Linked DNA regions of Homo sapiens: region 2 is linked to region 1. A link is a contact called in ENCODE Hi-C data. All regions are on one chromosome and are shown on one strand. Each heading gives the region's core, a stretch centred on a gene start or an enhancer-like site at or near the end of the contact. The rest is flanking DNA. Distances are from core to core; before and after follow the strand shown. Region 1 overlaps LOC105369489 (a long non-coding RNA gene). Region 2 has its middle 62 kb from the start of POU2AF1.

What was found. A loop is a pair of places that touch in the nucleus more often than their neighbours do. Pooled maps may share reads with other maps.
Region 2: a loop to region 1 is called in a map with no recorded cell type, with 5 times the contacts of the local background. The contact joins two enhancer-like sites. A Hi-C loop is called at or near these places in 1 of 168 maps with a recorded cell type or tissue (vagina), 3 of 37 single-sample maps with no recorded cell type and 3 of 50 pooled maps.

What each region holds. Positions count from the first base shown.
Region 1 is chr11:111,003,877-111,006,576 of GRCh38, reverse strand. The region is part of intron 2 of LOC105369489 (a long non-coding RNA gene); the gene reads left to right. Among named protein-coding and RNA genes, the nearest start is that of LINC02550, 92 kb to the left of the region's middle. Within about 2 kb of position 1,441, at least 3 of the 41 ENCODE cell types and tissues checked have a DNase peak (open chromatin) inside an H3K27ac peak, as active enhancers do.
Region 2 is chr11:111,439,752-111,442,583 of GRCh38, reverse strand. It overlaps a transcript of BTG4 not described here. Among named protein-coding and RNA genes, the nearest start is that of POU2AF1, 62 kb to the right of the region's middle. RefSeq lists enhancers at 664-1,863, 2,700-2,832. Within about 2 kb of position 1,568, at least 4 of the 41 ENCODE cell types and tissues checked have a DNase peak (open chromatin) inside an H3K27ac peak, as active enhancers do.

The DNA of each region.
Region 1 (2,700 bases), core at 192-2,691:
ACATTAACAGAAATGAGATATAGGGAGATGGGTAGAGGCGGAAGTGGGAGTTTGTGGAAATTCTCTCTTCATTTTTCTCGGGAAAGCAGGAAGCAAAGCCAGTAATTGAGAGGGAGAGTGGGGGTAGGGGGTTTAAGAGAACAGAGGACGTATGAGATCCTCAGCTAGGAAAATGAGACAGTGAACTGGCTAGGGAGGCAGAGTGGTTGCCAGGCAGCAGAAGGCACAGCTGAAGATGGTAGTCATAAACTTAATGAGACTAGTCAGTAAGATTATGTGTTTTTCTCCAAACATGTCCAACGCTACAGGCTCAGGTGAGGAAGAGGCAAAGAGGTGGATGTAACTAGGTTTCTCATTTAGCCAAGCAAATATGCCAAAGGAGAGGGACAAGGAAATTAAAAATACACTCAAGAATTACTGAATGGCCGTGGCGTTTTTAAATGAATAATGAATAAAAGGAGGCCATGCAAGAGGTAAGGGATGGTGAAACACTTGTATAGATCAATAAAACAAGATCTTGGTAGGAGTCAAAGTGTTGTTGAACTACTGGTGGTGGCAGGGAATTGGCAGGTAGAAGACGGTAGTGAGAGAATGGGATAGTTGAAATTGGGAAATGGAAGTCAATTACGTTTCTCAAGGTCATACAATGTTATGTTGCAGAGCTGGGAGTCAAACTAAGATCTCTCTAATCAAAGAGCCCACCCCAATATTTAAGCAGTGCACTCAGGACAGAGTGAGAGAGGCCTTAGTTCACAGAGGCACAGTTGGCTTTTGTGGTATCATTCATGCAAATGAGACCTCATGGCTTTCTGTGGCAAATATTTATAGCACCGCATGAGAATGGTAATGTAAAATTTCTTCTCCCTTTCTCCTCCCCCTCCTACTTCTTACAGAAATAGTAACTGGTTCAGATGGGCTGGGCTGGTTCCATGGAGAGCATATGTTTGCTGATGAGGAGAAACAGACAAAGCCAGCTAATGGGAAAACGTGGGGTCCCTTATGAGTTCGGGGTTTAAATATCAGTTTCTGGTGTTTGTGCCTGTGTGGTTTTCTCCATGAAAGTGATCATTATCTTTCTAGCTTGAGATCTCCCCTGGGGGTGCTTGGTGAGGGCACCCACCCTCTTTAGATATTAACCATTCTCTAACAGCAAAACCACGGACAGGTCTTGTGGTGTTATATGTGGGGCAGAGTTAAATACAAAACAGACACTGAGGCACATTGAAATCGTGAAGCCGACGACAGCCCAGGAATGCAGAGATTGAGGCCCAGTCTCCTATGCGACTGCTGACTGTAAGAATGTTAACTCTAAATTTCCTGAATGTTGTCAGATCACAGCAGGGAGTCATGCATCCTCCCTGTAACATTCTCTCTCTCTGTTCTCTTTCACACACACACACACACACACACACACACACACACACACACACACACACATCATAAAGCCTTGAGGAATGTGTTCAGGATTTATGCAAGCTGTGTGCCTGGAGACCACATACTCTGTGAGAAAAATAAAATCTCTAGTCCTGAGAGATGATAATGATCATTTAGATTAGAACCATAAAAAGGAAAGCCATAGGATTTACTCTTACTGTGAATCTTGGATATTTCTGAATTGCCACCTTTCAAATGATGACATAATTTTGTCAGTGCTACTTCTTTCCCCCTGGTTTTCTTGAGTGACTTAAGCAAAGGGCCAACTGTGTGTTTCCAGCATAGAGCCTGGCACATGGAAACTGCTTAAACAAATGCTATTGGATAAACCTAATGGTGGCTTAAGGTCATTACTCAGGGGTGGTTGGTGATCTTAGACTCCCCTACAAGTTCCATCAATCTCCTCTTCAAGTCACTCCAACTGAGTTTTTTTAAAATATGAGTTTGCAATGTAACCATAGCTTCCAAGAGAATTTTCTGGAAAGAAAAAAAAAAACCACCTCCATGTTGCCCCAACCAGATTGTCATCCCGAAGACCCCCATATACAGAATGCTGGAGCTGTCCCCATCTCTCTTATGACCATTCCTTCCTCCCTAGTAGGTAATGATGGCTTGCCTGAGATAATCCACACTGGTGTACAGGAGTGATGGGTCTTACACCTAATAGCTCTATGACATCTTGGAGGCAAGTTTCTGAACCTTAATGGAACCTAGGTTTCCTTATCTGCAGAAAGGAATAAGAATATCAACATCCTATAGTGGTTTTCAAGAATTATTATAACGGATGCATAGTACTCAATGAGAGGTTATAAGCAATATCCCTCATATGAAATATAGGTCCAATGGTAATTCTGGATGAATGTTGCCTCTTTCAAGGAAAATATTTTCATTGTATCAGGGACCTAGTGATTGTAACAGACTCATAGTGATTTCCAGGAGGGAAATCTCTGCTTTAATTGAGGGTGCTAACAACATAGTGATAGTGGGAGTGAAAGTTTTAATGATGGTTTTTAAGTGAAGCTCTTCTTTCACACTATATTGGGACTGATTGTTTCTGGTGGGGTTTCAGTGAGTGGAACTTTCTGTGAGCCTCAGAGTCATAACCAGTGGGGTCTGCACAAAGAGGGGCTTGCCCTTCATTGAGGCTACTGGCTCTGTGCCTTCCTGAGCAATACATGATACCCCCATTGGGAAGGCAGTCCTGTTATGTCCAGGGCACTTCTTGCCAACAGGAGGCCCCTCCACCCTGGGATAAGCAGAGAGAAG
Region 2 (2,832 bases), core at 319-2,818, 440 kb before region 1:
TATATTTTTGGCACTATAAGATGCCCCAGGCTCATCTGGTGTGTGTGTGTGTGTGTGTGTGTGTGTGTGTGTATACATTTTTTTTGAAACAATCTTACTCTGTCATGCAGGCTGGAGTGCAGTGACTCGATCTTGGCTCACTGCAACCTCCACCTCCCTGGCTCAAGTGATTCTCTTGCCTCGACCTCCTGAGTAGCTGGGACTACAGCTGTGCACCACCATGCCTGGCTAATTTTTTGTATTTTTATAGAAATGGGGTTTCACCATGTTGGCCAGGCTGGTCTCAAACTCCTGACCTCAAGTGATCCACCTGCCTCGACCTCCCAAATTGCTGGGATTACAGACGTGAGCCACCGCACCTGATCTCATCTCGTATATTTCCTGTCCCCGTCCTAGAATTGGCCATATCCCCAAGGAGTTCTGGTTCCTTTTTATTGGAGAATGTTATTAGAAACCAAAGTCTGGGTGTTAGCTATGCTCTGGTCTCTTATGTTCAACTCACTTTTCTTTCTTTTTTTGTTTTTTGAGATGGAGTCTTGCTCTGTCACCCAGGCTGGAGTACACTGGTGCGATCTCGGCTCACTGCAACCTCCTCCTCCCGGGTTCAAGTGATTCTCATGCTTCAGCCTCCTGAGTAGCTGGGATTATAGGCATGCACCACCATGCCTGGCTAATTTTTGTATTTTTAGTAGAGATGGGGTTTCACCATGTTGGCCAGACTAGTCTTGAACTCCTTACCTCAAGTGATCTGCCTGCCTCAGCCTCTCAAGGTGCTGGGATTACAGGCGTGAGCCACCATGCCCGGCCCAACTCGCTTTGCTTTTCCCTTTCTGTTAATGCTTCTGTCCCCTGCCCGTCAACCATGGGGGTTTCCCAGGATTAGTCACACATTCAAGTCAATAACAAGGAGTTCTTACCCTGTACAAGAACTTCATGAGATCAAAAGCGAGGCACAGTCACGGAGTTTATAGTCAGGCGTGGGAGAGGCATGGATATATTATAAACAGCCCAAGAGCAGACAAGGACAGAGAAGTCAATCCGTAAGGCATCTCTAAGGAACTCATGACTAATTCAGACTGTGGGATCTGGGAAGTCTCTGAGCTGAGAGTTGAAAGAAGAAGGGTGGTGTATTCTCTGTGGTCTGTTCCCAAGCCCATAAAATCTCCCTTGACTCTGGTGCTCAAGGAGCCATCTCTCTCTCGGAGGAGCCGCTGCTGATGCTCTAGTTTGCTTCTCTCTTCCTTCTCAATACTCCTTCCTTCCTGTGGGAACATGAGCAGACCCTGTTCTCTCCCCTACTCCCCAGAGCCCTGAGATATTACATTATGAGATTTTCTTTGCTAATATTTTATTTCTTAAGTTAGGTTGTGGGTACATGGGTGTTTATTATTGTATTCTTCATTCCTTTTTGTATGGCTTGCATATTTCATAATAACATTTGAAATGTATTTGTGAAAAAAAAAAAAAAGAAAAGAGAGCGGTCTCTGGCCCTGGCCTGTGTGACCTTGTGCCCTCACTCCAGGAACCAAGACTCTGCCAGATGACTGCCACTCCCAGCCTAAGCCTGGGAAAGTGCAGCTGGTCTGGGCCAGATGGGTCTGCGGGTGCCTGTCTGACCAGGTATTGCATACATGTTGATGTGACTCAGTACCTAAGTGGTGTGGCAGATAGTCACCTATCCCCTCCTCACTCTCCTTGTCCCCTCATCTCCATGACCCACCTCTGACTTCTGTAGAGTCTCAGAGCTGCAACATAGTGACAACCCTTCTCTACAGCAGGTGCTTGTTGCTGGTGCCATTCTGCAAGGGCTGGATGGGACAAGTCTGGGGCATTCCCCCTGTCTTGGGGCAGCATCTTCGCCTCAGCACTGACCTGACTCAAGCTTCCTTATCTCCCATCTAAAGCTATCTGTGAACAAAAATCTGAAAAGGGCAGATCTAGGTCTGGCAGCAACTGAGAAAAACCAAAGTTCCTGCCAACAGCCAAGGTAGGTAAGAGGCAGGCCAAACGGGGTCAAATGGGGACACCGCCCAGGGGTAGGATGTTGGTTTGAGTCTCTGGGGAAAGAATGGAAAGGATGTCAGCTCCTAGTACATGCAGGCTGGTAACTGTGATGTTCTATTTGCAAGGATAGGTTATTTAGACATTGGGACCAGGAAACTCTGTCTCTGAACTAGTTACAGGGGCTGGTGGCTTCTGAAAAGACCTCTTTAGCTGGTGTGACAGATTAAAGATGTTGCAATTTCTTTTCTTTTGAATCTGCTTGACTAATAGAATGTAGCAGAAGTGAGATTCTGGGATTTTAGAGCCTAGGTCATGTGAAGGCTTGAAGCTTCTGCAGAGTTCTTTTGGGACACTCTCTCTGGGAGCCTTGATCTGCTAGGCTGGAGAGGCCATGTGCAGGCCCTTTGCTCAACAGTCCCAGCTGAGCCAAGCCTTTTAGCCATACTCACTAAGTCACCAGCCATGAAAATGAAACCATCTTAGATCCCAGATCACAGAGTAACCCCAGCCAATGCCAACAGAGCAGACTTACCCAGCTGAGCCCTGAACAGGTTTCTGAACTACAGCACTGTGAGATAAAATAAAACAACCGTTGTCTTAGGCTGCTAAGTTTTGAGATTGTTTGCTACACAAAAACAGATAACCAAGATGGCTGGGGCACCCCTATTCAGGCCACCAGTTCAATGACCAACTTCCAATTCCCGCATCAATATGAGAGATGGAGGATCATGGCTCATTCTCAAAATGACCGGGCGGAGGAGCTGGAGCCAAAACGTAAAGTGCTGAGCATGTCTTTGAAAGGGTCTTCTAGAGGCTCTTTGCTTGGGA